Linked DNA regions of Homo sapiens: all the other regions are linked to region 6. A link is a loop called in an ENCODE intact Hi-C map of the cell type or tissue named here. Cell type or tissue: chondrocyte. All regions are shown on one strand. Region 1 holds the start of PRICKLE2 (prickle planar cell polarity protein 2). Region 2 has its middle 7.6 kb from the start of PSMD6. Region 3 overlaps LOC105377123 (a long non-coding RNA gene). Region 4 holds the start of PRICKLE2-AS3 (PRICKLE2 antisense RNA 3). Region 5 has its middle 52 kb from the start of PRICKLE2-DT. Region 6 has its middle 100 kb from the start of PRICKLE2-DT.

The links. Peaks named below come from ENCODE experiments on the same cell type or tissue, not always from the same donor. Only the 100,000 strongest peaks of a DNase experiment are listed, where the experiment ranks them.
Region 1: a loop joins it to region 6, with 1.9 times the contacts of the local background. A loop is called at or near these places in 3 of 110 quality-filtered maps.
Region 2: it touches region 6 in a loop (2.8-fold over the local background); 4 of 110 quality-filtered maps call a loop at or near these places.
Region 3: it touches region 6 in a loop (2.2-fold over the local background); 2 of 110 quality-filtered maps call a loop at or near these places.
Region 4: a loop joins it to region 6, with 2.4 times the contacts of the local background. A loop is called at or near these places in 6 of 110 quality-filtered maps.
Region 5: it touches region 6 in a loop (2.8-fold over the local background); 10 of 110 quality-filtered maps call a loop at or near these places.

What each region holds. Positions count from the first base shown.
Region 1 is chr3:64,223,058-64,228,057 of GRCh38, reverse strand. PRICKLE2 (prickle planar cell polarity protein 2) reads left to right here and starts at 2,592. Exons shown (of 8, transcript NM_198859.4): 1 at 2,592-3,148. RefSeq lists a silencer at 2,411-2,705. In chondrocyte, CTCF peaks have their summits at 2,624, 3,809 and 4,010; a DNase peak (open chromatin) is centred at 2,712.
Region 2 is chr3:64,028,576-64,033,575 of GRCh38, reverse strand. No RefSeq gene overlaps it. Among named protein-coding and RNA genes, the nearest start is that of PSMD6, 7.6 kb to the right of the region's middle. In chondrocyte, CTCF peaks have their summits at 2,504 and 2,728 (motif pointing left); no DNase peak of the experiment used is centred here.
Region 3 is chr3:64,460,804-64,465,803 of GRCh38, reverse strand. The region is part of intron 5 of LOC105377123 (a long non-coding RNA gene); the gene reads left to right. Among named protein-coding and RNA genes, the nearest start is that of PRICKLE2-DT, 18 kb to the right of the region's middle. In chondrocyte, CTCF peaks have their summits at 1,845 and 2,050 (motif pointing right); no DNase peak of the experiment used is centred here.
Region 4 is chr3:64,184,394-64,189,393 of GRCh38, reverse strand. The region is part of intron 2 of PRICKLE2 (prickle planar cell polarity protein 2); the gene reads left to right. It overlaps PRICKLE2-AS3 (PRICKLE2 antisense RNA 3), which reads right to left and starts at 1,850. Exons shown (of 4, transcript NR_046702.1): 1 at 1,789-1,850. In chondrocyte, a CTCF peak has its summit at 2,287; a DNase peak (open chromatin) is centred at 1,553.
Region 5 is chr3:64,390,593-64,395,592 of GRCh38, reverse strand. No RefSeq gene overlaps it. Among named protein-coding and RNA genes, the nearest start is that of PRICKLE2-DT, 52 kb to the left of the region's middle. In chondrocyte, no CTCF peak of the experiment used is centred here; no DNase peak of the experiment used is centred here.
Region 6 is chr3:64,339,693-64,344,692 of GRCh38, reverse strand. No RefSeq gene overlaps it. Among named protein-coding and RNA genes, the nearest start is that of PRICKLE2-DT, 100 kb to the left of the region's middle. In chondrocyte, no CTCF peak of the experiment used is centred here; a DNase peak (open chromatin) is centred at 2,971.

The DNA of each region.
Region 1 (5,000 bases), 120 kb after region 6:
CGCCTCTTGGTCATTTTTACTCCTTTATTTCCTAGATTCATAGCAGTTCAAAGCATTTGTATTGTATCATATGGAAAATGGCATATCAGTGGCTCACCCACATTAGATAGAACTTTGAGATATGCTCTAGGAATAAAGATGATTTTGCAGTCTTCCCTTTACCGCTTTCTCCCCACCTTTTGAATTTTAACTGGTTACTTAACTAATTTGCGCTGAAGTTAATGGTGGAAGCATGATTGTTTCTATTAATATTACCAATAGCTAACACTTATTGAGTGTTTGCTATGTAACAGGCTCAGTGTTAAATGATTCACATTAATGCTCATTGGATTCTCCCAATGGCCCCATGCAGGTAGGCACTATCATTATGCCCTAGGTTACATATAAGGACCTCAGGCCTCAAGTCATAGACCTAGCAAGTGTCACAGCCAGAGTCTGACCCCAGGCAATCCATTTTAGACTCCATGTTATGATGTTAATTCTTATGAAGTTGGTAGTGATGTGTCACATCTGTTCCAGGTGAAGAGTAATCTCTTGCTATGTTTCAGCTGTCTTCTTTATTTCATTGTTGATCACCTGTGAATTGCCTCTTATATGACCATGCTGATCATGAGTAGATGAGAGAGTAGTGTACCCATTTTTAAGAAACTGAGGCATGGAAAGTTGAAGTGACTTGTTCGTGGCCACACTGGGTTAGAATGTCACTGCTTCCACTTGGCTACTGGGGGCCCCAAACTGTTAGACTTGCTAATTGACTTTTTGAAGGATATTGAGGTCTGGGGAGACCATCTGCCTCCCTACACGCTCTGAGTTCTGTGTGATGGAAACTGAAGGCTGAGTGTTATTCATTTGCTTGTATTTTATTTCTCTTACTGAGAAGTTATTCCAGGTCTCATGATTTTCACCATGAAAGGTCTTCTGGGAACTAGAGAGAAGCATTCTGAAAGAAGTTATTAAGCATTATTAATACAATTACATACAACAAAAGACATAATTTAACTTCCCCACATCCAACAAAGAAATTCATTTGAAGCTTCAGGAACTGCAGCTGGAAGGGCAGAGCTCATCAGAGTGGGTTCCCCAGGCGGGGGAGTGTGGGCAAGGAGCCGTGCTAGCTGCTTTGTCCTTTGGGACACTTCTGTGCATGATGGAATATTCCTCCCTCCCAGCCTCCCCAACCTTTCCCTCACCCTTTACTTTCACTCACAGTGCTTCCTTATCACAGGCACAGAGTCCAGAATATTGCCTGGCTCTTGCCTCTCTCCTGGCCCGGGATACTGCACAGGCAGCATTGAAGGAATATATGATTTTAAACAATTAAAGATGACCATGGAAATACTCAGATGCTAGGAACAGTGATCAGCCTAGTAGATAGTATGCCTCGGTGAATTTTTCTAACTTCATTCAAAATATCAGAAATAGCTATTGAGTATGTGATATTGTGTTAATCTTCACCATAGTTCTATTCAATATTTTACTTTCTTTAATTGCAGTAGCCCATAAGGCCCTTGAAAGCAGAGACTGTGTTTATACCTAGCCTTTAGAGCTGTGCATGGCATAGAGTACGTGCTTAGTAAATATTTATTGAATGAGTGAATGGTACAGATGAGGTTATTGAAGATCCCACAAGTTAAGTTACTTGCCTAAGATCACACTGCTAGCAGGAAGGAAAGGCAGGATTTGAACACAGGGCTCTCCAAATGTATAGATTCCTTTCTTCCAGATTGCTTGGTTAGGCCGCCTAGTGGTGTATAAAAATGGAGCTCGGAGACCCCAAAGGTATTCAACAAAAGCTCTATCTGAGGTCTAGGAAATGTGGATTCTGACCCATCCTTGCTGAAATCCTGGTGTGACTTTAGAAAAGTCCTTTCTCCAGTTGTCTCCATTTTCTAATCTGTAAAATGAGGAGATGGAAGCAATGCTCTCTGAGGGTCTCAGGGTCTTCAGATGCCCTGGGAAGGTTTATGCTTTGTCTTCTTCTGCATGCAGTTGGAATTGGGGTAAGGGGTTAAAGGGCAGCTGACTGACTCACCACCCAAGCACGTGAGGAAAGGAGTCACTTGTGCTTTATTTCGAGGTGCACAAAAACTCAAAGGTGACATAGTCTCAGGCCAAAAAACAAGCAACACCCGAAAATGAAAGTTGAAGAGAGAAGAGAAAGAAAAAAAAAAAGGAGAGGCATTTTTGAAGGCTTGACACAGCATTTAATTAAAAAAAGAGTGCTCTGATTCCACTCCTAGGTTGGTGCAGCATATAATCTGAAACAGGCGCTCAGGTTGATAATTGTGCCCAGATCTGAACCTTGGCACCTAAGAGCACAGCTTTTAAGAAGAAAAAAAATAGGCATGTGTCTTTAAAGCCTCTCTTCTTATATGTGATTTTTTTCATGCTCATTTGGAGGTTACGTAGCTGGGCCTTTGCATCCAGCAAAGGCTTCCTTCCCCTCTCCCTGGCTTGGGGATTATTGATTTGGAAGGCAAGGCTAATTTACATGTAAATAAATCTCAGCACTGGGCAGCAGGATGGGACGTCCAGATGCCGTGACTGACTTGCTGACATCACAGCTTCATTAGCATGCGGAGGATGCAAGCACTGCAACAGCGACTTCTCAGGCACCACCAGCAGCGCCACCGAGAGTTATTATTATTTTTTGACCAAGCAGCACATTTCCTGGTTCAGTGGCTTGAGCTCTGTGAGCAGCTGACTAGTCACCCCGGGTCTGGCTCAGGATCAGCTGGTGACGCTGGGCTGGAGTCTATGACTTCTTCCTTCAGATTGTCATGAAGAAGGGGAGTTAAGAGGAAACTGGGGGTCCTCCGGAAGGCGATCTGAGCACTCAGGCTGATCTAGAGGAAGAGTAGAAGTCATACTTTTTTTCTCTTGCTTGGTGAATTCCCCAGCAGAGTCTGGATCCAGCAGTGCTGTTTTCCCTGAGGGAATGTGGAGCAGCTCGGCTTGAGTCTGTTGCCAGCTTCAGGAAGGGTTCAGACTGAAAAGGGGGTTTGAGGAGAAGATGCTTTGGCTGCCTGAGGTCCTGCTTGCGTTCTTAGAAGTCAGATCCAGGGAGAAAGTGAACTGGGACAATTGACAAGCTCCAAGGGTCTGGCAGAAGCTTCCTCCGAGACTGGGCATTTCATCCTCCCTGGAGGTGGGTAAGAAATTTGCTCTAATTCACAAATTAAACAGCAGTATATTTTCTAAGGAGGATGAGAAAGCCAGATCTAGGGCCTTTGCACTGGGGGAGGATATTGGGTCTTCGTTTTCTTGGCCAGGTAGCATTTTTGGTGGCCCTGCGACCCCTTTTGCCTTTTCTATGCTGATTAGAAAGCTCGATTACAAAGTGTTATGTCACAGCTCTAGGGAGTCCTGAAGAAACGCTTAAATCTTGATGCTTAAGAAGAAGCAGCGTTTCTCTAAAAGTGTAGCTTTCTTTAAAAAACCATAATAATATGGGGAAAGGGGCTAACAGACCAAATACCTGATAGCGTTCATGTACAGTAGTCATTTCAACACATGATGTCAGAAACCATTAGGGGATCTGAGGAACAAGGACTCAGCTGAGACTTCCAGGTAAAGAAATGGCTTTCAAATTATTTAGGTTTAATTTTAGACACTGCTTTCAGATTAGAAATGGTGACAGAGCTTCAGAATATGACTGCATAGCCTGGCTGAACACATGATTCGGTTTGCCCTCTATGCTGGGTTTCTTGAGGGAGTGATCATAGTTAGTTCTCCTCACTCTTGGCTTCTCGAAAACCAATCATAGCATTACTAATTTGCCATGGGGGTCTTGCAATGAAATACAGATTTTTAATCCCATGGTTTTTTGTTATGTGGTCTTGGACTATGCTGGGGTCCAGTGGGACTTTTATGAATCATAAATAATCCAGGCTGGGCCAAATCACACTGAGGTTAGCGATCCATACCAGATGTGATGCCATCCGCTGGTCCAAATGTGGCTCTTGTCTAACTTAGGCACATAGATTATTTCCCCAGTGAGAGAGTTCTGCTTCCCATATCAATGCATGTATGAGCACAGTCAGGGGAGGGCTCCAGTGTGCCATGAATATGTAGACATAGACTGCCGTGTACTGAATCTGCAGCTGGTAAGGCTGTGATTTGCTTTGCCTGCACATCTCTTCCCAAAGAGTGTTTTAAACCATCTCAGTGAGACTTAAACTAAATGAAGCAGCCTTGCCTCTTTGCTAGAGGCCAAATTGGCTGCTGTAATCCTGCTCCTCAGAAGGCTTACTGCCTGCTGATGGCTTTCACAGATGGGTCAGGATGAGGGTCCCCAAGGGCTCCAGAGTAAGTCACAACTTTGACATAATTACCATATTTTGGAAATTTGGATTTTAATGCCTTGAGTGCTTATAAAGGTTTTGCCTTTCCATCAAATGCTCCTTCCCCTTGGGAATTCTGTTTTTCATGTGAAAATTAAAACATACTGGCTCCATCGGGCATCTCAGTCTATAAAGATTCACGGGGCAGCCAGAAAGAGTAAAATAGCATTGTTTGAAATGGTGTGTTTATAAAGATTTACCCATGAAATGTGAGGGAATAAAATAGAAATAGAGGAAGAAAGATGCATTTATGGAAGCTTAAAGAATGAGAAGGGAACTTAGAGGTTAGATAGTATGAGATGATATTTATCCAGGGCTCAGACTCTGGAGCTGGAAAGAGCTGAAGATACTTAAAGCTACCCATTCCTGCCAGTAAAGTGGAGAGAGCAATGGAATCTATAGTTAGGGTGATAGGTGTAAGGATTTAATGAGATGACCTATGCAGAGCACAGTGGCAGCCACATAGTAAATATTCAGTAAATATTAGCTGCTATTGTTGTTGTTGTTGTTGTCATTGTTACCATTTTGTCATTATCATTATAAGTGTTGTTGCTAAAAAACAGTATTGAAAAGGCAACATGTTCACATCCATTTGCCTGCAGAAAGGTTTTGCTAGCAGAAAAGATGCCATCTCTGGTACTGTTATATCCAAATGAT
Region 2 (5,000 bases), 310 kb after region 6:
AAGACTCTGTCTCTAAATAAATAAATAAAAATAACGGGTTAGGCGTTAAATTATTTCTTCCTAAAATAAAGCTGAATGTGTTGGAATCATTGTTCTCTATTAATAAAAAAAGAGGAATATTAAAAATTTCAAGCAAAAATTTGGCTTGTTCATGGTCTAGGAAACCTACTAGGCAGCCTGCTTTTGAAAAGGAGAAGATAAGGCTCCACAACACATGGCGTGACAACCATTTATGACCTCTCCAGAGACAATATTCCACATGAGACCATCCGATTAGAAAGCAGAGTCCATGAAATAGACTTGTCTTGCTATTTCTGTGTGCTTTTAGGAAGCCTATGCTCACTGAGAAGAAAGAAAAGAATGTTCCTATAAACTTGTGATGGAAAAGCAATAAAAGCCACCAGAGACATTCTGAAATTTTTATTCTAATATTTCACTGACCAGAAGGAAGAAGCAGGAAGCCTTGCAAGGTTCAAGAAATAGTTGTCAGCAATAAGGAGAGACCACATTTTTCTGCCTCGTATAAAGCTTAAAAAGCAGGGGAATGGTGTTCAGAGAGAAAAGAGCAATTGATCTAATTGGACTAGAAGAAAGTATACTTTAAAAATTTTTTATTATGATAAAAATGCATAAAATGTGGCATTTTAACCATTTTCTTATTTCTTATTTTTTATAGACAGGGTCTTGCTCTGTCACCCAGGCTGGAGGGCAGTGGTGCAATCATGGCTCACTGCAGTCTCAACTTTCTGGGTTCAAGCCATTCTCCTCCCTTGGCCTCCAGTGTAGCTAGGACTAAAGTTGCAAGCCACCATGCCTGGCTAATTTTATTTTTACCATTTTCAAGTGCATAATTCACAGGGATTAATTGCAACTATCACTGCCGTCTTTTTCCAAAACATTCTCATCACTCCCCACAGATACTCTGTACCCATTAAGCACTAACTCCTCATTCTCCTTTCCCCAGCCCCTGGTATCCTCTGTTCTACTTTTGTGTGTGTGTTTCTTTATGAATTTACCTATAGAAGGAAGTATTTTTGTGTACCAGGGAGCAGTAAAACTAAGTCAGTGAAAAGACTACCTCTTAATCGATTCAGTACTGAATTCCGTAGACAAGCGAAGCCACGCAAGGTTTCAGAGCAAAAAATACAACCCGGCTAGAGCATTGCTTTCAGAAGCTTCATCTGGCAGTGGTTTGTGGGATGGATTGGGGTCTGGAGACCAGTTGAGAGGTTGTTATAAAAGCCCAGGCTGGGGGTAAGGAGCACTTGGAGCCACTACTGAAATGAGAAAGAAGATTTAGGAGACATTTTAGGGAATATACAGGAGGAAGCAGCCACAGGACCTGGCAAAATTACCTCGGGGTAAAAAGGGAGGGAGGATGACAGATGTTTTGAGTCTGGGTGACTCGGGTGATTAATTTTTAAACTATGCATTTTTAATTAGGCTTCTATAAAAAGTCACAAAACAGTCATTTAAATTATCAACAAAGCGTTCCAAAAAAAGATCAGAATCGAGTGTGATGTTCTTTTAGGAAAAAAACCTGAATCAAACAAAAGAATTCTATCTTCTAAATGTCAAGGTTCATGTGACATGACATGGCATTTTATAGGAAAGGAGGGAGGTAGGGAGGACCAGGGTAATCAATCAATCTAGAATGCTCGAAGGTAGGAATTCAAGGGAGGGAGAAGGAACTGACTCTATAAGGAAGGCCATTATTCGTGGAGAGCATGTTGTGGCTAATATTTAATAATAAGAAGTACGATATTATGGCTAGAAGCATGGAGTCTGAATCCAGACTTTTTGAGTTCAAATCCTACTCTGTCATGAACTAGCTGTGTGACCTTGGTCAAATTGCTTAACCTCTCTGAACCTCTGTAATATGGGTTAATATAATATCTATCTGATACAGTTGTTTGATTAAATGACTTAATATATATGTAATGCTTAAGTACCTAGCACATAGCAAGTGCTATACAAGATTTTGGCACCATTATTATTCTTAGGCTAATTTAAAAGAGCAACGTAAAATTTAAAAAGTTTCCCTGTAAGGTTGAATAACTTACTAAGGAAATCAGAAATAAAGGAATCACAAAGTCCGACATACAGCCACAGCTGAAATACCTCTTTTCTGTGATTTAAGAATGCTGCCTTCTTAGGCCAATGCTAATTATTCACCTGCTTATTAAACATTATTTAAAAAACACTTAAATTGGTATGATACTAACTCACTTTTTAAAATTCATTGACTTGGAATTTTTCTAACCAAGATTAAGTTTATTTGTTTCAATGGTCTGAGTCCATTCACTTTTTTTGCCCATGACAAGGGATGCTGAGTTGAACAGGAAGTAGGGATCAAATCAATAGATAGTTGACTAAATGAAGGAAACAATGATTTGTATATTTTCCGAGGCGATCTTTGAGGTCAAGGTCTAAATTTAGGAATATGGATCTTTAAGGATTTTTTGCTTCATTTGTAACTAAAATCAGGGCAGCGGTTCAAAGGACAGACTCAGCTTTTACACCAGTGGTTTTTTTCAGTGATTTTTCTCCTGTGAGATTTAGAAAATGCTGTGCTTACCATCCAGTGCCTCTGTCGTGCACCCCTGTCCTTCGCTAGGGCTGCACGTCGTCACACCCACCTGGCCTAGAATTCCCCATCTCCGGGTGGGACCGGAAGACAGTCTACCTCCGCACGCCGTGCTCTGCGGGAAGCGGTGGATACTGCTGCCCTCTGCTGGTCACCACTTGAAACACTTCTGGGCTTTTCCGAGGAAAGGGGCTGTGAATAAGCAAAAATCGCAGCACGAGAAGAGGGATGGGTTCGAAACCTCTGTAACCCGAAACCGTCGAGCTCACCCACCCACCAACCTCCTGTGCACCTTGCAAAAAACAAAAAAAAATTTTTTTTTTTTTTTTTTCAAAATAAAAACAGGCCAGGCGCAGTGGCTCACACCTGTAATCCCAGAACTTTAGGGGGCAGAGGCAGGTGGATTGCTTGAGGCTGGGAGTTCCAGACCGGCCTAGGCAACATAGCGAGACCTCGTCTTTACAAAAACTACCCAAAAAAGCCGGGTGTGGTGGTGACCCCCGTAATCCCAGTTACTAGGGAGCTGAGGTGGAAGAATCACTTGATCCCAGGAGGTCGAGGCTGCAGTGAGCTGAGATCGCTCCACTGCACTCCAGCCTGGGCGACAGAGCAAAACGCTATCTCCAAAAAAGTATTAATTAATTAGTTAAAATAAAAACAGTACTAAGTAGTACAGATGAGTGATAGGAAGTCCAATACGGTTCTGATTCGTCCCATGATTAGACCACACCTCTTGTTTAAATGTTTACTGGTTAATTCTTTCCCAATGTTCACTTTCTTGTTCCTATGCTTTGCTCCATCAGCGGGTGGTTGAGACAGTGCTGTTTCAATATGTGCAGGGTAGTTTCTTCAAGTTTATCTTAAGAAATTGCAGTGTACTTGCTGCATGTGTTACCATAGTGCTCTGTGGCTGTGTCTTAATTTCACTTGTTTGCTTACACAAATCAGAGACTCACCCTTCTTTTGTTTTTCTTTCGATATTCCATATTCTAGTGGTTCCTTTGAATTTTTGCTTTTATAGTGTCTCTCCTCTAGTCCTCTTTATCATTTTTGTTGTTAAATAATTGCATTTGATTTCTGGAAATTGCTCCATATCAGCTCATGAACATTTTCTTTATTTATTTCTTTATTATTTTTTACAGCTGCATAATACCCCATCATGTGTTATGTACCATTGTGTATGCAACCATTTTCCTATATTTGGGCATTTAAGTTGTTACCAGTATTTTACAATTTTAAACAATACTGCAATGAATAACCTTGTGCATGGGTATTTTTGAATTTTTGGAGGTGTAGCTTCAGGATAAGTTCCCAGAAGCAGGATTGCTGGGTCAAAGGGTGAATGCATGGGTATTGTTGTTAAATTGCAGGTAATTGTTCTTCTTAGGGTCGGAGACTCCCTATGAGACTGCAAGTGACTAGTATTTATTGTGAGGATAATTTAACAAGTGATTAAAAACACTGGAATATTAGTACTCAAGAAAATAGGGTGTGACGTCAGCGAAGGCAAGAGGCGTAAACTCAAAGAGTTGGGAAGAGCAGGAATAGTAGCATGAATTGGTGTTGTAAAGATGGTTTTGCTGCTGGATTTGCATGTAAGGTTGACCTAAGTCTTTTTGCCACATAGGCTGATGATGATCCACCCCTGTGTGCCATCATTTTCTGTGGCTAGGTTCTTTTCTGTCTGTCTGCTTCTGCTCAGATTCCCTCTGGGCTCCTTTGCTCAGTAAGGCATACCTCTGTTTCTCCTGCCCCTCCTTGCTCCTGATTTCAGCCTGCTATTCAATCTCTGACAGATCCCGGCTGCTCTCCTCCAACATCCTCCCTTCTATTTCATGACCCTATGGTGTCTACACCCACTACTAGCTGGTGATTCCAGCCACAGTTTCTAATTCAGATTCTGAAAAGTAAAAGTCTGAGTGTCCCAGATCTTCCCTTTGGAACAACACTTTGTAGGCTTCAGGTAGATGATCACTTGCAGTTCAGACTGCTTCCCTGGGTGTCATGTGTCTACCCAGGATGAGTCCTACAGAAGGAGTGTGGGTGGAACTAGAGGTATGACAGGTTAACATGATTGATATGTAAATTTTAGGCAATTTACCAGAAGTGGGAGGATGGCCACTTCTCAATGGCTACGCTGGTTCAGCTGCAGGTTCCTGATTTTTCACATCATGTTCCCAGGATCGTATACTTAGCGCCCTGCAGATGACTGTGTGCTGATTTTCAAACCACAAAGAGGAAAACAAACTAGAAAAACCTCTTTATCACCACTTATTTTATACACAAAGGGGGGTAATTATTAAAGGAACTAAGGAAATTGGCACAAAGTAACTGTTTTTAAAGATGACCCTAACCCAAGCCCATCATTTTGATCTAACCTCAAATATCACTTCATCAAAAAAAAAAAACCTTT
Region 3 (5,000 bases), 120 kb before region 6:
GGGTGAATGCGTGATTTTTCCCAACTCCTCACCCATCCTGCATGCCTGCCTTTTGCCAGTGACTTTGTAGTCTCTTCCACCAGTAGAGTGCATTTGCCATCTCACTGATGTTGGGTGTAGCCATGTACTCTATTTTGGCCAAAGAAATGTGGTTGTAAATGACAGCGTGCCAGTTCTGAGCCTAGGTGTTAAGAGGAACTGCCTGTTTCCATATGCTTTCTCTTGTGCTTGTAGAATTACCATGAGGATATGCTGCAGGTAGCCTCTTTAAAAAAAAAAAGACATTTAGAGAGAAGCTGCTTCACTTGAATGCAGGCTTGCAGCTGGAAGCAGAGGCATGCCAGCTAATCTGAGAAATTGTTAGCATGATAATAAACACTTTCTGATACGTGGGGCTGAGCTATATGAGGGCTCTTTATATAGCATTGTTGTGGCCATAGTTGACTGATGCATAAACTATTTCCATTGCCACCAAAAGAGATTTCTTTTCTTCCTGACGGTTTCAATAAAAATCCTAAAATCCATTTCAATGCACCACACTTAGTTATAGGGCTGAAAGTGAAGAAGAGATGGCTCCCCACAGGAATTTGTGGTGCTCTTACCGGAAGACGGTATAAAGAATGTTGAGAAGTCAAAATGACAGGTTCTCATTGCATCATCCTTGAAGGGGCTGCGGGTACCTGTGTCCGATGTTAAGCCAGGAACCAGCCTTTTCACATCTGTACCGAACCTTATAGGGCAGAGCTCAACCAGATCTAAGAACCAGTTACCAGCTGGCCAGCTAGGGATGCCCAATACATAGCCATTGGTGTTCCACCAAAATCAAAAAGACCTAACCTCTAACTTCTCTCCCTTTCCAGGCCAGAATGGATAAGGTGGGCTTGTTCGGCTGGCAAGCTGCTATTTGGTAACTCACTGCCCTCCTCTGCAAGGCCAGTTCAACTCAGAAAAGTTGTGGGCAGAATGGTTGCTGGGTCCTGATTTAGAGCAGTCCTTTCTTTGCCAGCTCTGGTCTTCAGTTGTACTCTGGGGCTTTAATCTCTAGTGGTGTGGGTGCCCCACCAAGTCTCTGTTCTTGAGAAAGAACAGTCCTGAATTGAAAGCATGATGTGTAATAAATGGAACCCCTTTGCCCTGCTTTATAGGGTCTATTAAGTCTATTAAGCTTCCTGGTGAATATCATTGGAAATTAAGCTGATTTTTAAAACTGCAGAGGCTCTATTTTGCTTTCTTCCCCCAAATCCCACCTTTCTACCTTGACCTTTTTCCTGCTGTTTGGCAGCTGCTGTCTTTAAGGAATGCCACTTGGCTCCAAGATATTCATGGGGCATTTTTGATGGGCATTGCTTTGGGAAAGGGCAAGATTCTGCCTCTTTCTGACAGTATTGTCTTCCAAAGCTGCATGGCAACTCATCCTTCGGCAGGGCATCCATCGTGTAGAAGCTCTTGGAGCTATGAAGAGAAGATTCTGTTTCCTCTACTCCCCAGGGATTGCCCATCACTCTTGCGGTACTACACACCATCCCCATCCTTTGAATGCCAAACCTCTTCATCGAGCTGGGAGAAAATGTTGGGAGAAGGCTGGGGAGGGGGAAAGCAAACACTGGTCAGTGTGTTCACTCTGATTACACCATTGTGGGTGAGACAATAGCTACTGTGAATACAAGCAGGCAGGGTTCAATGCTGCTTTCTTCCCCTCGTCAATGCAATTTTGATCCAGCCAGGGCTACCCTGCAATTTTGATCCAGCTCAGTCTAACTGGGGCAGCCCAACCTGGAAACCAAGCCTCTCTCTGTTGGGGGGTGGCTCCTCTCATCATTTGGGAGGTTATTGGGACCATGCTTGGAACGTCCCATGAACGTGGGCCACTCCAAACCCACCAGAGCCTCCATGAACCAGCCTAATTGTTATTAAAACACATCTTTGATATAGACATGATTGCAAGTACCAATTATTAAGCTGTTGTCCCTCACCCCAGGGCCCACGAACCACTGTTTTGTGATGCAGTGGTTGGGGCTGCCATTTCTCCCGACCAGCTGGTGCCACATTTGGTTCTGCCACTAGGAGGCACCAGAGGGAGAAGGCAAAATTGAAGGATTTAAGAGGGCCTCCCACCTTCTAGTTTGCATCAGCTTCACCCTGGCAATAGCAGTCCGTTTCAGTCTCTAGCTTTCTCAACACACTCAGTACCAGCCTCTCAATCATTACTCTGCTCCGTAATTTACAAAATGTTCCTACTTAACAACGCCAGCCAGATGCAATGGCTCAGTGTGTAATCTCAACACTTTGGGAGGCAGAAACAACAGGATTGCTTGAGGCTAGGAGTTTAAGACCAGCCTGGGCAGTATAGCGAGACCCCATCCCTGCAAAAAGTTTGAAAGTTAGCCAGGTGTGGTGGTGCACACCTCTAGTCCCAGCTGTTCAGGAGGCTGAGGTGGGAGGATCACTTGAGCCCAGGAGTATGAGGCTGCAGTGAGCTATAATTATGCCACTACACACCAGCCTGGGCAACAGAGTGAGACCCTGCCTCAAAACAACAACAACAAAAACCACCTCTGGTGTTTTTTTTGTTTGTGTGTGTGTGTGTGTGTGTGTGTGTGTGTGTGTGTTTTAAATCTCAGCTCTGTGTGTGCGATTTCACTCACAACAAAGAAGAGAAGCATCAACAGCTGGTACAATAGGGAGCAGGGTCCCCTCCTTCCTAAAGATCCAATTTCATCCCGGGTGGTGGATAAGGCTAAGAAGATAAAAAATGACCTTTCACCTCTGGGGACAGTAATGTAAAATTAATTTGAGGCTTTGAACCTAATGAGCTGGCCCATCCTGGTGCGTACCCCATGAATAACACAGTATGTGCACAGCCAGCAGCCCAGCGATCTTTCTTCCTCTGATGGGGCTTGGGATGAGAGGGGGGATGAGAAAGAAACTCATTTTGAAAAATAATCCTCAGAGGAGAGAGGTCTGCTAGGTCTTCATAAACCCAGTATTAGAGGGAGGAAGAGGGGGAGGGGAGGAAGAGAGAGAGAGAGGGAAAGAGAGAGAGAATTATGTGCTTTTAATCTGCTTAGCTTTTCACTGCTGAATAGCTAAAGGGCTCAGACAGGCAAGAATATTGTGAGGTGGTTAAGTCCATGAACTTGGAGTTAGACCCCTTGGGGTCTAGGCTTGATTTGTGACTTTTTAGCTGTGTGATCTCCAGCATGTTTTTAAACTTGTGTTTTTGGGATGTTTGGATTAGATAGTACATGGAAAGTGCTTGTGTTTAGGCTAAGAATCTGGTTATTTTTGCATTTTTTGGCGGTGATTGAGGAAGGGGGGAGCAATTCGAGGGTGATTTATCCACAGAATATGAAGTCTGAGGTTTCTGCTCTGACAAGAGGAAATGTCTAACAGCAGAAGACAAAAGTGAAACCGGGCTGATGCGAATCACTGGGAAACTGGCTTTGGCACCTCCAGAGAATGAACTGTTTCATAGCCTAGCTGACCATCCATGAAAATGGCTGCCTGGAGAGGCAGTGATCAGCCCATCCCTGCAGGTATGCAAACAGAAGCTCTCTCCGCTGTATGAAAGGATGTATTCACTTCTTTCTTTTTTTTTTGGGGGGGGGACAAAGTCTTGCTCTGTCGCCAGGCTGAAGTGCAGTGGTGCTATCTCGGCTCTCTGCAACCTCTACTTCCCGAGTTCAAGTGATTCTCCTGCCTCAGCCTCCTGAGTAGCTGGGATTACAGGCACATGCCACCACACCCAGCTAATTTTTTTGTGTGTGTATTTTTAGCAGAGACAGGGTTTCAGCATGTTGGTCAGGATATTTTCGATCTCTTGACCTCGTGATCCGCCTGCCTAGGCCTCCCAAAGTGATGGGAGTACAGGCGTGAGCCATCACGCCCGGCCTGTGTTCACTTATTTCTAAGGATCTTTCTCCCATTCAAATGCTGGCTATTCCACTTGCTAATTGTGTTGCCTGGGTCATTGAATTTCTTGGAGGCTGGGCTGCTTTATCTGTGGAATCAGGCCAATGGTGCTATTGGCCTCCCTCTTATGATCTCCCTCCCTTTCCCTTTTACTCCCTTCCTGCCACCAACTAATGCTCATGATGTGCTGGGCACTGTGCTAGGCTTGGGAGATACTCAGAGGAAGAAGATGGTATAAGCACTCCCTGGGAAAATACTCAAACACTTAGTTTTAGGTTTAGAAGAAGACAGACAGATGAACAGATAATTATAAAGTAATTCCATAGATGCACTGATGAGATATGCGTTGAGTATTCTGGAAGCACAGGAGAGTGCATCTAACTCTTCAGGTGTGAGACAGAGATGGGGTCAGAGAATGCTTTGGTATTGGGCATTAGTGTAATAATTACATGGTGGGGTATCTCTGGCAGAGGAAGCCATATGAACAAAGACCCAGGGACAAGAAGACAGCATGGTGTGCAGGGAACTATATAAAAGGCAGCACAGCCGGGATAAAAAATGTGAGGGAAGAGTGACGGGAGATAAGGCTGAAGAGTTAGACAGGGGCTAGATCACAGAGGCCCTTCTCTTCCATGTTGCAAATGTGAACCATGAAACATCAGGCTGATTTTAAGTAGGAGACTGGCATGTTTGGGTTTCCATTTGGAACGACCTCTCTGGAGACTGTATAGAGGATGAGTTAGGAGGAGGCAAGGCCAGACCACCAGCTAGCAGTGTTGAAGTCAGGAAGTCATCTAAGCTAGAATGACGATGCCACGAAACATGCTTCTTACGGGGTTGTGGTGAGAATCTGATGATGGAATGCCCCGGGAAGCTTGTAGTAAGACATGAACTGCTTCCCACAAGCCAAGGGTCATTATAATTATGATCACTCTATAAAACATTGGTTTGGGTGCCCATCATATAAACTGGGTCCCTCCCATCACTTACCCAAACAGTGGCAACAAAATCCATACATTTGGTCAAAACCAGTATAAATGGTTGTTGGGCTTAACAAGAACCCTTTAAAAAGTAATGAAACCACTGGG
Region 4 (5,000 bases), 160 kb after region 6:
ACAGCATGAGTCACACAGTCTCTTTCATTCTTAGGGATGGGAAATTTCTCCTAATCTGAGGTTGACCTTAGTGACTAAGGAATTCATCTTTTCCCCACCTCCAGTTTCCCCACCACTGCAGGAAGCAGCATGGCCCTGCTTCAAAGATTTGTTTCCCTATCGACAATCTCTGTTTATCCTTATCTCTTCTCACTCTCTTACCCTGGCTTTACTGTACTTCCTCCAGGGGCTCTCATGTTACTGGTACAGACAGCGTCACGTACCTGGGCACTCAATAGTGACATTCATTCAGCAAATATTTTTTGAGTGCCAACTATATGGCAAGTACTTTCCTAGGCACTAGGGGACAGCTGTGAATAGAAAAGCAAGTACTTCTGCCTTTGTGGAGCTGACAGTTTAGTGAAGGATGCAGACAACTTAATAGCTGAATAACAAGACACATTCAGAGACCGACGTCTATTAACAAAGCAATAAGAAAGGGTGATATGATCTGGAGCAAGGAGTTGACAGGCTTTGTCTGTAAAGATCTAGATAGTAAATATAGGCTTCATGGATTGTACAGTCTCAGTGGCAAATACCCAACTCTGATGTTGTAATGTGAAAGCAGGCATTGGACAATAGGTGAACAAATGGGCATGGTCATGTGACAATAAAACTTTACTTACAAAAACAGGAAGGGGGCCTGATTTGAAACACAGACCCCTGATTTAGAGAATCTATCTACTTTATATTGGATGGCTAAGAGAAGCCTCTCTGCAGAAGTGACATTTGAGCTGGGACTTTACATGGAATGATGGCTTGATTACCCAGATTTGGTCTGCCTCGTCCCGTGGTTTTCAAAACGAGGTTCCCATACCAGTAGCACTAGTATCACCTGGGAACTTGTTAAATGTAGACTCTTGGGACTTGCCCCAGACCAAATAAACCAGAACTCTGAAGATGGAGCCCAACAATCTGTTTCAACAAAGCTTTTAGGTGTTTCTCATGCATGACAAAGCTTGAGAGCCATTACTGTTGGCTAATGGAAAAGCCACATTGCTAGGAATAGATGAGGCCACATCTAGACTCCATCACTTAACTCTGTAACCTTGGGCATCTCAAGCATCAGTTTTCTTAGCTGTAACACGGGGATGCTTCTGCCCAAGTCTAAAGTAGCTAACAGAGAAGAAGTGAATTCATCTTTGTAAGGATCCTAGGACAAAGCAGACACCAAATAGGTCCTCAGCAAATGGTAGCTGCTGTCCTCATCAGAATCATTATTTGAATCTCCAAGACACTGAAGCAGATTTGCGTGCAGATACGGATGAAGGGTGTGCCCCAGAAGCTACCCAATCCCATTCCTGTCTTTTTGCCTTTGACTGGCATGCCCTGGATATCACCCAAATACAAGGCTGATTGTTAAAGGAAAACTCAAGATGCTTTTAAAAGTCTTTCATTGGCCCTGTTTCTTCAGCTCCCTTTCTGGCCTGTTAACCTAGAGCATGCGCTGATACCTTTTACTGCAGGACCGTGAATTATACAGCTGTGACTCACCACCACCCGGCTGGGGCCACAGTGCCAGGCGTCCAGCTTTACCGTTAGCTTTCAGGCTACTGACAGTTTGCTCTTTTATGTGAGAAGCTATTTATACCAGGAGGGACAAAGGCTGGCAGATGCTGGGGGAAGGGAGAGAAGAATGATAAAATGGTTCATCTCCCAAGGTCTGCTGGGTGGTTTTGGCTTATAGGAAAGGAATGCACAATCTAATAGCCCTTCTAAAACCCCCATAAAAACCATCATTAGACTCACCAGCCATTTGCAGAGTGTTGTCTTTATTTCATTACTCCATCAGCACATGCTGAGATCAAAATGGAATTTCATGGTACAGGGAGATGCATGTCTCTCCAACTGAATTGGATTAAATTCCCCCTAAGCTGCATCTCCTAGTTAGCCTTCACTGTCACTCACCTCGGTGTTTTCAATGCAGTTTGAGAGATGAGTTGGGAAGGGAGGGAAGAAGGGGGCAGGGCAGGAGGAGGCTTCAGAGCAGTCCACCTCACTCTTCTTGGGAAGCTAGTCACATGAACAATGCTGTATTTATCTTGGCTCCAGAAATACACTGATGTCATCAGATGGCAATGGGAAATATGCCTGTGTGTGCAGCTTTCACTAAAACTGCCTGTTAATAAACTTGTTTTCAACGGAGCTGTCAGAGTTGGGACTAGAACCTGGGTTCCCAGGCTTCAGGGCCTCTGCCAGATGAAGTCAGCAGCAACACGGCCAGATTCCACCAGCAGGGACTTGTCAAGGCTTGCGTGCAGATTATGAGGCCTAGAAAGGCCAAGGCTCATTTGCAAATGCAGGATGAGAGACCTGCCATTGGAGTTCTAGCTTTCAAGACAGGTATCTCCAACCTTTACAGTAAATTCACTCTGGGGTCCTAAAGTTTGGGACTTGGCCTCTTACTTAGACTTCCTGCATAAATTCACAGCTGCACACCCTTTCTGCTGACTGGGCAGTCTACACTGTAGCCTGGTGTGAGAGTTAATGTAGTATCAAGATGATCTCCTCTGCCTTATGACGCAGGAGATATTTTGAGTAATTTCATGGGATGATTGGATTAATCCACCACCAAATCAGCAAGTAACTAACTTCCTTCCTCAATCTATTTATCTGCCTGTGCCTTCCTTTATGCATTTATTTGTGCATTCAGCCATTTATTCGTTCAACAGTTGTTTATTAAGTACCCATATGTGCAAGCTGTTAGTATAGGTGTGATTTCAATATGGCAGTTTTCCAGGTCCAATCAAAAACTGGAGCTTTCCAACACCAGTCTTTATATGTTGCTTTAGGTGGCCTGGAGCCATACAAAGGTAGATGTAGAAAGTGTCTCATGGAAGACCCATGCAGACATCAGGCTTTGTGCTGGCCTCCGATAACTTCTGTCTTTTGAGTAACTATCCTTCTGGGCTCATAAGTGTTTGAGAGTCTAAGCTTCGATGATAACTAGCTCTGTGTTCAAATTTTAGCTGTGCTGCTTTCCAACATTGGCCAAGTTAATTCACCTCCCCAAACTTTCATCTCATCTTCTGAAAAACAAGGATGTCAGTACTTAACTACAGCATAGTTGTGAAAATTAAATGAAACAATGTTTTAAACATTTGGGGTTTTTAAAGTGGCTGCTCTTAGTTTTCTTTTCCATAGTCAAAAATTGGAAATAACTCAAAAGTCTATCCACAGGTACATGGATAAACATATTGTATTATATCTATATAGTATACTACTACTTCACAATAAAAGTGAATGAACTGTTGATCTATGCAAAGTGAATCAGAGTCTGAGAATCATTATTCCAAATGAAAGAAGCCAGGCAAAATAGTACACACTATGTGATTTCATTTATATAAAACTCTAGAAAATGCAAACTAATCTGTAGTGACAGAAAGCAGATCAATGGTTACTTGGGGATGGGGAAATGAGAGGGAGGAACGACAAAAGGATTGACAAGAGTTCTGGGGGTGATAGGTACATTTGCTATCTTGATTATGTTGATGCTTTCATGGGTACATACATATGTTGGAACTTACCAAATTGTATACTTGCATGTGATTTATTATATGTTGATACCTCGATAAAGTGATGGAATAAATGAATGAATGAAGTTACTCTTTAGCAAACAGGAAGGCAAGCTTCCTCCCATGCCAATGGTGGAGGCTTCCTAAGGTTTCATCAATTGCCTCAGGGAGTAGCTAAGTCTTTTGCCAAGCTTTTGTCAGAAAGAACTGCTCAGTATTAATCATGCACAATGAAAAGGAGATTTGGGGTAGAAACTCATCAACATCCAGATGGATGGCACAAGAAAATGAGTTCCACAGACTGGCTCATTTCATAATCTCTAAGCTCCCAAGGACAGTGCCTAACACGTAGTTGGCACTCAGTAAACAGTGGTGGTAGTTGTTATTGCTATGGCAATTATTAGAGTGGTACAAAAGTAATTGCTGTTTTTGCCATTACTTTTATCAGATAATCTAGCTTGGGGACTGACTTTTTCTAATTCTTAGTTGGGAGGCTGTCTTTTCCTAACTTACTGAAAGATACCAAAAATTCTAGCAGCAATCTAGGGGGGGTCTGTAAACATTAACTTCCCTACAATCCTGGGGTCCTGAGAAACCTTTCTGACTCTTGCCAAAGGGTGTTAGGAAAAAAGAGGTGGTGTCTCCATCCTCACTGGATCCAGTGTTTGGTGAGAAGGTAATAATTTCCTCAGGGTTGATGATCAAAATTGTGAACACTTAATCTCTGTATGTTCCCAAGGACAATATCTAACATGTAGGCCCTAACATTTGGGCTTGTATTATAGTCTCCTTTCTCTTCCATCATTATGTAAGTTATTGCAAGAATCATAGCCTTAGAGAGGCAACCAGGGAAAAAAGCTGCAGTGCCAACCAACTAAGTTTGCCAACCACTTGGCAATTCTACGTGTGTTGAGAGAGAAGGTCAAATGACATGGATAAATTTGAGGTTGGGCTTGAACATAGTTGTGAAACATCCATCTTCTTTTGTGCCCCATTGCTGTGTGGATAGTCAAGAATTCATCTGGATGGTGAATATGCCATGAGAAACAGCTCTTCTGGCCTGGAACAGTGACTCATACCTGTAATCCAAGCTACTTGGAGCCTGAGACAGGAGGATCGCTTGAATGATGGCTTGAGTCTAGGAGTTTGAAACCAGCCTGGGCAGCATAGCGAGATTCCATCTCAAATTTTTTTTTTTAAATCAGTCAGTCATTGGTGTGGGCCTGTAGCCCCAGCCATTCAGGAGGCTGAAGCTGGCAGATTGCTTGAGCTCAGGAGTTCAAGGCTGCAGTGAGCTATAATAGCACCATTGCATTACAGCTGGGTGACAGAGCAAGGCCCTGTGTCTTAAAAAAAATAAAATTAAAATAACTAAACATAACTAAAAGAAACAGCTCTGCTGAAATATGATCAGTGGGACCATTTTCTGTGGTCTTTCTCAAGCAC
Region 5 (5,000 bases), 51 kb before region 6:
GCCAAGGTTGGGTCCCTACAATCCAGGTCATGTGGGAAGAGCTGATACCCGGTCATTGGCCAGGATGCAGCAGTAGCATCTAGTCATAACAAAGTGCCAGGATCCAGGGTCCTGATGGCTATTGATGAAATGTCGTTGAAAGAACTTAGTGTGGTTCCCTATGCCAGCTATGGTTCAGAAGGGGCATCACTTACCAGTGACAACTGTTTCAAACAAAAGTATGTGCCAATACATCTCAAAATCTACAAATGATTTAGAAAATCTTAGAAGAATTTGATACAGAATATGTGGTACAGCTTACATCAAATAGTAATTTCTGGCAACAGCTCACTTTAATGTACACATATACAGAATAAAAGAATACATTTTAAATTTTGGTATACATTTATATATCAATTTATATTAATTTATATTTGGGATATAATCAATGAATAGTCTCATTTTACAGAAAAGGAACCGAGGATGTCTGATGCCAAATGCTGGGCTCTTTTCCCCTCCATTCTGCTCCTTGGAGCTTTGTTGATTTCCTCTCTGCATGATTTATATTCATAGATTGGCAGTAGCCAATCAGACATCATGTCTTGAGTCTTGTCCTAACTTCTCCCTAGAAACTGTCTTAGTTAATGTACAAATGGAAGAAACGCTAAATTAGACTAGTCAGGCATTGGGTAAAATGTAGGCGTTTTTAGACAGAATAGACTTTCTGTCAGTAACTGAAGAGGATTCAGAAGCTCTGGAATTGTCTATAAATAAAGACAGCAGCATGACAAGCCCATTGAGGCTCATGTGACTACAGAGAGGGATGGTATAGCAGAGTGGTAAAGAGCATGGAACCAGACAGACCTGGGTTCAAGTCCTCACACCTCCTTTTACTATTTGTGAGTTGTTGGCCCAGTTGTTTAACCACTGGCTTCAGTCTTTTCATTTGTAAAATTGATATAATCATTACATATGAGAGAGAGGGAGTACGCATACATAGTTTTATTGTGAAAATTAAGAGGAATAACGGGTAGAACGTGCTTAGCACAATGCCCAAGACATAATAATTGCTGAATAAATGTTTGTAATTATTGTTGCTATTTCTGTTTTTAAGCAGTTATAGACAGTAAATAAACTCTACTCTAGCTTTGTAAGAAATGTGCAACCTTTGTTTGGAGGTACTTTAATATTTCCATTTATTGGTGACATCCCTCTTAGTTCTCAGTACAGTCCCAGTTTATAAATATAGTCATTCCTTGGTGTCCTTGAGGGATTGCTTCCAGGACCCCTGGGGATACCAAAATCTGAGGATGCTAAAGTCCATGGAATAAAATGGTATAGTATTTGCTTATAACCTATGCTGATCCTCCCACATACTCTAAATCATCTCTGAGGTATTTATAATATCTAATATGATGTAAATGCCATCTAAATAGTTGTTATACTGCATTTTAAAAATTTGTATTATTTTTATTACTGTATTGTTATTTTTATCGCCTTTTTTGTTTTGTTTTGTTTTTTGAGACAAAGTTCCACTCTTCAAGGCTGGAGTGCAATAACGCAGTCTCGGCTCGCTGCAAACTCTGCCTCCTGGTTCAAGCAATTCTCCTGGCTTAGCCTCCAGAGTAGTTGGGATTATAGGCGCCTACCACTGTGCCCAGCTAATTTTTGTATTTTTAGTAGAGACGGGGTTTCACCGTGTTGGCCAGGCTGGTCTCAAACCCCTGACTTCAGATGATCTGCACGCCTCGGCCTCCCAAAATGCTGGGATTACAGGCGTGAGGCACCATGCTGGCCTTTATTGGGTTTTTTTAAAAAAAAGTTTTTGATCCTTAGTTGGTTGAATCCATAGATATGGAACCCACGGATACGAATGGCTGACTGTATTTTTCCACGTGACTCATGTATCAACTGGAATACACCAGCAACACATCTCAGAAATGTCCACCTTTTGCCATCTAGACTGCTCTTCCCAGGATGTGTTTTTCAGCTGGAAGAACATAAAAATCCTAGTCGAGCCTACTGTGGGTTTTAGAGCATATGGCCACTGTCTCTCTAATTTACCAGGACTAGCATGGTCTCTTATTACATCAGTCACCCTGATTCTTCCTTGCTCCTCCTGTCCATGCTATTTGTGTTGCCCTCCCACTCTGACTCCGAGCTCACCCATGGCCATGGGACTGCTTTGGTCAATAGGATATCAGCAAACCTGAGGCAAACAGAGGCTTGAGGAAGTGCAGACATACTTCTGCTCTCGCTCTTCCACTCCCCCATCATCACAAGAAAGATGTGCCTAGTGAGCTGACCATTCCAGGGAAAGAATGAGAGGCACACGCAGTAGAGCAGAGTAGACCGGCCAGACTGAGCCGTAGTCAGCCAACCCCCAGGTGTGTGAGGGCATGCAGCCTAGATAGGCTGAACTCTGTAGATGCATGGAAAATAATTGCTGCAAAGGTCTTGCATCTGGCATGGTTATGCCACAGGTAACTCATAAAACCAGGTTTGGAAGCTTGATTTCTGGTGGTCAATTTTTCTACAGCAGAAGTATTGAATTTTTAAAAAAATGTTTAAAAAAATTTATTTTCCAAATATGTTTAAGCCTTAAAGGGAATGTAGCTGCAAGCTGGCAGATTTTCAGGAGTGCCTACCAGATTTTCATCTCATGGCAGGATGTTGTTAAAGTCTGTAGGGAAATAAAACCTGTGTACTCATTTGAAGCTGCTTGTAAGTGCCACAAACAATCCTCTGTAAAAATAAGGAAGGGGACTTTGTTTCTCTGCAGGATTCTACTTATAATTGCGTAGAATAGTGAGAGCTTGGGCCCTCAGATCACTACAAAGCAAACTCTTGGAGGTGACAGTGGCTGGTACAGGAGTGATGTGGACTTCTTGTGTGCTCTGCTGCTGAGGACACAGGATAGTACCAAAGGGCAAGTCATTCTTGCCCTGAGTATTCTACAAACTGGGGACATTCACCAGAAGACCCCATTGCCAGGGACTTTAGCAGGGAAAACACTCATGACCACCTGAATCTACCTCCTTTGGGATGCCTGGTCCCTGAGCTGTTTAGGGACCTGAACCTCCCCCATTATTGCACCTTCTACTAAGTGCTTGTTTGGGGGAAAGTCAAACTCCCACTTGACTATGATTGCTTAGAGGGCAGTGGGTGGGACTTATTCTTATTTTGTTTATCAACTGTCTGGCATGTAATGAATGGGTGAACCAACAAATGAGCAAATGGATGAATGAATTATGTTCCACTAAGTATTTACAGGTTGCTAGTTTGCTCTCCGTGGACTGCGAAAAGAGAAAGAGACATGTGTGATACCAGACAAGCTATGTAATCTTTTGAAGCTTTAGTTTTCACATGTGTAAAAGGCAGTAATAATAGTCATTGCTTCATAGGGTTGGAATGAAGATTATTCAACCAGGCCTAAAGGATGTGGCATAGTGCCTGGCACACTGTACGAGGCTGATACTAAGTCAGTGGTGGTGGTGATGATGCTGATAGCATTTATACTTTGATACGATACATTATGCTTACAGACATAATTTCCCCCAAAGAGAATCCATCTGCCAGCATTCAGCGGAAACGTCACCATGAGAAAGACAAAGTCCCAGTGGGAGTGAGGGTACTGCAGCTGGGAAAGGCGGAGGGGGCCATAAAATGGCACAGAGTGGGCAGAGAAGAGGACATCTAAGGAGAGACACTAAGAAGTAGGTGGCGTTTGAATGGTGGGTGAGATTTTGACAAAACCTAGTTTATGTGACACAGACTTCGGGCCTTCAAGGAATTCTGAGAAGGTACAGATCTGCCTTGGTTTGTGGACCTAGAGCTGGGAGAACTTGGTGAGGAAAGTGTAGCTGCCATTGGCTTTGGGAAAAAAAGAAGAGAATTCCCCTGGGAGTGAAAATAGAGGAGAAAGCCTTACTTTACTTCTCTTATTCCTTATAATTTTGCTTACTTTCCAAACAGGTATAGCACATTATAGAATACCTCCTTGGTTTCTTTTCCTTATTTCTCCTGTTTCTTTCTCCATTTCTTTCCTTTCTTTTCACCACTCATAAAAGACCACAGACTGTATCTGGACTCTAATTTCAGACACTGTTGCTTATTTATATTGTGGCTTCAGGAAAGATATTTTGCTTTCTGGGTCTTGACTTTCTCATCCGTGAAATGGGAAAATAATTCCTACTTCAAAAGGTTTTGGGGAAGGTCACTTAAGGTAGTGTATAATAAGGGTTAGGTTTAAGTGTTCTTAATGAATTATGGTGACCTTCATCATTCAATTTTTATTTCTTCTGCCACTCAAGTAAAAGGGATCCTGTTCACCCTACCTGAGATGCTTTTAATAAATCAGTATAGACCCAAAAGTTCCAAATGACTCAGCTTTATTTTGTGGCTCAGTGACCTCACTCTTCATCTGAGTGGTCCTCCCATTGGACAGTGAGTTGGTTACCATAATATGCCATCATATGCCCATGGATGTTTCCTTTGAGCATGTGACTTCCCTGAGCCCTTGCCTTCCACTGTCCAGTGGCTCCACATTCCACATCTTGCCTTTTAACCAAAGGGTGCCACTCCTATAGCTGATAACCAGTGTGCAAGAAGAAAGTCTAGTCCCTTAATTTACATAGACCTCTCTTCTGATTTCTTGGTGCTTGTTACTAAATATTTTAATTATCACCCCAGGCTGCCAACTTCACAGGCATAGATTTGCAAGAGGAATCATTTAGAGGTAACTAATCCATGCCTATCTATGAGGAATATAATTTAGACACTGAAAACACCTAGCCTGTGACCAGATGTCCAGACACAGGTAAAAGAGAGTGAGGAAACTGGAGAGAGTTTTCATTAAGAAATTCATTTTCTAGAAAAGTTAAGTTCATTAGAGAATCCGTGTTTCTGAGGCATCTGAGTTGGATCAATTCTCTGTGGTACAGAACTGAATCACACATAGAACACATTTGTCCTTCACTCACTAAATACCCGTAGTACCAAAAATGCCCCCAAACATTTCC
Region 6 (5,000 bases):
CACTGGGAAAAGAGAACTTCCCGTATCAAGACCAAATGTTTATCGGGTAAAAAGTTTCCTTTGTTTACCATTCTTTGGACAATGTCTGCCTGTAGTTGTAGATGCTTGCAGGACAGACAAATATATCTTTTCAGGTGGTGAGGTAGCTGACCTCTAAATTAATTGACCCATGAGGGATGATGCTTTTTTCTAACACTTTGCATGCCTGGGGGTGCTGTAAAAATAGCCTCTTGTTCACGCTGAAGCTCCCTGGAAGGTTTTTAAATTGAGTGAACTGAAGAATTTACAATAGTTAGGTCATGGAGGGGGTTTTTTAATTGTATGATGTAGCTGAGAAGATATCTGTAAGAGGAACTCAGACATCTGAATCACAGACTAAATGGGACACTCAATGTGCTCATCTTGTCATGTGTGGTTTGGGGTTCAGACTCCTCTACTTCAAGTTACTGTTCTTTAGCCAGCAGTTTCCTCTGGATGAAAACCAGCCTTCCCCCCACTCTCCCTGTCATGTCAACAGGAAGATATTTTACATTAAGAAAAGATTCCTGGGAAATGAAGAAAGAGAGCTGGGAGTTGGGCTGAAAAACTGCAAACGGTTCTTGAATCAAGTGATTTTTGTCTTTCTGTCTGGTTGGCAAGGTGACTTCACCCACATCCCACTCACACATTCATCCGAGAGTAAGTCCAAGCTAAGGATACAAAAGGCAGTCTGTGGCAACACGTTCCATAGAACAGCTACGATGAACATTAAACATGTTTAATTATCAGCCCAGATGTATATCCTGTGTGTTGGATAGCGCAAATCTAGCAGAGGAGGGATGAGAAACAGGCTCTTCTCCATGGTTAATAATGTCATATCTATCTTTGGGTAGCATCTGATTACAACCGTGTCTATTATTTAAAAGGTTCTTTAAAAAAACATGACCACAGGGGAAAATGGAGTGGCTGTTCTCTTCCTGCCGTCTGCAGATTATGTTTTAATCATGCCGCATCTAAAGATGCAGCGTTTTCTCATGAAATTTGTCAAAACTAATAAGGCGATTTTCTAACCTATGGTAACCCCACTTAAGTAATTTATGTAATTACTTAGGACAACCCAGGCCTGCTCTAGGTTTTTAGGCCATGTTATTCTTTTTCTTTATTCCCTTCAAGACCTACTTGGGATGAACCAATACCCCTAGGTTAAGCACTTCCACTCGAATCTTGTAAATGTATGTGCAGCTGCATTTTCAAGGGATGAAAACATTGCTGTTTAGACGTTAGGTTCATTTATATAGAAGGAGATTTTAATGAGAACAGCTTAGAGGGCATGATACTTTTAGGGTCTGGGGAGAGAGTTAAATGAGAGAGAAGCAAGACCTCCTTGAAGCTGCCATAGTCCTAGAAATCTAGACTACTAAGCTGTGAAGGTATTTAGCCAAGCCTGGGGTGGTGGAGGGGCAGGGGGGCAGAGGGTTGTTGGGGGAGCTTGCAGGGAAGAAAGCATTCTTGTCAGACTGTACTCTGTGGAAGCCTGGGGCCCTACATGTTCCCTGAATGGGTAATGACTCATGGTGGCATACCAAAACTCAAAGCAAGGGTCAGCAAACTGTAGCCCGTTTTTGTAAATAAAGTTTCATTGGAACACAGCCATGTGATTTGTTTCATTATCATATGTGGCAGCTATTGCGTTACAGTGGCAGGACTGAGTAGTTGTAACAGAGACCATATGACCTCCAGAGTTAAAAAGATTTACTATCTGACCCTGAAAAGAAAGAGTTTGCTAACCCTTGAACTAAAAGGCTGGATTTTCAACTTATAGGCCACAATTTCCCAAGGGCATCCATTGATGGGCATCAGTGTAATGAATCTCCTGAAGTTATATGCAGAATATTTTATATGTGCACATGCCCACATAGGATTTTCTGGCGAGAGAGTGCATGGATTATAATAGGTTTTCCAACGTGTCTATGATCCTAAGATGAAGATCCTTAACTTGAAAGGATATGCAAATTTTACCCCAGTTTACACTCTTGACTTCTGCTTTCCCTTGTATTCTTTTTTTATCCTAAACTCTTTAGGATCCTGCTAAGTAATTGGTCTGAAAAATAAATTATATCTGAAGTCTAACAGGAAAGTATTTTATTCCATAAGAACAGTTTTATCTTAACCAGGGCCTTTCATGCTAGAACCTTAAGGTGTATGTTATAGGGACAGCATGAGAAACTAGATCACGGATGGGGTGGGAGAGGGGGCTGCATGGCCAGGAAACTGCTGGCTGGAGGGGTGTGGAAGTTTGCATCCTGCCTAAGGAGACAGTAAGGGCAGTTATCTTCCTGGACAAATAAGGACATAAAACCATAACAGTAGCTTCTTTTTAACAATGTGTAAGGCAATATGCTGAGCATGTTATATGAAATATCTGACTTCATGCTCAACATCCCAGCAAATGGATGTCTGTAATATTAGAACAGTGGCCAGCACAAAGTATGCACAATGTAATTGTTAGTGATTATCCTTTATCATCCTCAGCCTCACCATTCCCATTTATCATTTGAGGAAATTGAGGCTCAGACTTGTTCAAGATTTCCCAGCACCTAAATAACAAAGGAGGAACTGGAAGTTGGGTCTGTCAGTTTCAGAGAAACTGGAAGCCAAGTCTGTTCAATTCCAAAGTTTTCACCTTTTAAAAAACCCTATTCTGACCAACTCCACATACCCCAGTATGTGAGTCCTCTTTCAAAAGGCACCCAGAAAGGCTCCTGTGATAGTGGTGTTAAGAGACACATCTTCTCCCACATTTCCACCTTATCTCACTTCCTTGAGAACCTTACCTTGAGTATCTTGGTTCCAAACCAGTGGGTCTCAAGCCTCGCTGTCCATCAATGTCACCTCGGACAGATTCTCAGTTACCATGCCAGGACCTTCTGCATCAAAACCTCTGGGGGCGGGCCCTGGAAATCTGTGTATTTCATAAACCTCAGTGGGTAGTTATGTTCTGGCCAGCCAAGCATTGGTCCATCAGCTGCCACTTGGACATCCCTATTCTAGATGCCACCTAGACTCTGGCCATGTAAGGCCATGGGGGTGAGGGTGGGAGTGTGTAACTGCTGCTAAGAGCTGACTGCTTGAACCAAGGTGACTCACCCCCCTTTTGGAAACAGGCAAGATGTTCCCTCTTTGCAGTTGGGTCCTCCTGTCCAAACAGAGCCAGCAGTCTGTGGGTGGTCCCAGGCATGCAGGAGGGCTCCCTTCTGGCAGAGCCAAGAAAGAACAGGCTGAGATGCAGTTGGTTCTTAGGAAAGGAATAGAGAAAGGTGGGGGTGGTTGGCCCAGAAACAGCAGGATTAGGAAGTCATTCGGAACTCCAACTGGAGCTGGAGGAGGAAGAATTTTTGTTTTTTCCTTTAGGCCTCATTTTAAGGTCTTTACTACATCTTCATTTAATTCATAAGAGCCATGGAAGTTTAGAACTGTCCTGAAAAAAAAAAAAAAAGAGAGAAAGTAAAGAAACGCACATTATAACAAATTATAGCCCTGTAGTTTAAATCCTCGCAGGTCTAAATTACGTACTGACTGAAAAAATGAGAGGAGAAGTCCACGGGGTTGGAAATGGCTGTGGAACACAGCAGGCGAGCTTGCCAGATTCTCCATGAGAAATCTGCACCCCTCTCAAAACAATTAGAGCAAGTTGCTCTGTGTGTGCGTGTTTGTGTATGTACGTATTTGCTAGTCTGCACTGGTCTTTTGCGGGGGTCGGAGCAATTAACCTTGTTTTTCCTTTTAGCTAGAGGTCTGGAAAGAACTTGCAGCATTTAAAATTTGGAAAGTACACAGGGAACAGACGTATTTATGTTAAACTCGATATTTGAGAGTCTTCTTTCCTCCGAAGCAACATGAGTAACTACCAGTGGGAACTGACTACTTTGAGTCATGCATGTAGATTTCTGTCTGGCTTTTCCTGGTGAGCTGATGTCCTTGGAATCTCAGGGGTATATGAAAATGTCATTCCTAGCGTTTTGCTAAAGCGCTCTTCCCCTGCGTTAACTCATGCAGTGGGGGATGTCATCAGTGAAGTGTAAATTGCCCATAATATCTCGGCTAATTAAATTATTAGACAAGTAAGATCCTTTCACAGTCTAACTTCTCTAAATTATTTGCTGCTCAAACCCATCCAGATAGAAAGTTTGGATTGGGATGCAATCTCATGTTCTATTAGTATATGGATTTAAGAAGAGATGGCGGATGGAGTCAGCCTAATTAAAATGAAAATCTCATTAGGTGAGGAGAAAGAGAGAAATTCAGTGTCACACTTGTACTACATTAACAATCACTTCTCTCCCAACCATCTTCCTTTGGCTGAATTGTTCTTATTTAGAGACCAAGACACAAGCTCAGTTGGCTTGCTGGCTTCTCTGCCCCCTTGGGGAAGGGGGACCAAACTAGAAGCTTGACTCTTCCATAGAGAGTATTAGAAAATTCCAGGGAGAACTGGCTTCAGAGCTGGTGGCTGTGTTAATTATAGCCCAGGGCCTGGAGGGACCTCATTGCCTGGCCACTCATCATCATATTCATTTTTCCTCAAGAATAAAAATATTTCTGTTTTTAACAGCAGGCAGGTACAGAAGTGGGGCTGGGCCAGGCTTAAGGGGAGCGACTGAGCTCCAGCCTCTGACCTGAATCATTAGAACTGTCTTTAGGATGGGTAAATAATGGAAGTGGCCCTAGGCCCTTATTTTTATCCAACAGCTTTATTGAGATATTATATATTTCACGTACCATACAGCTCACCCATATAAAGTATACAACTCAACGTTTTTTGGTGTATTCCCGTGGTTGTTCAACTGTCACCATTAACTCCAGAACATTTTTATCACCCAGTGACTAGCATTCACAGCCAGGCACAGTGGCTTATGCCTGTGATCGCAGCACTTTGGGAGGCCGAGGTGGGAGGATCACCCAAGGTCAGGAGTTTGAGACCAGCCTGACTAATGGTGAAACCCCCTCTCTACTAAAAATAC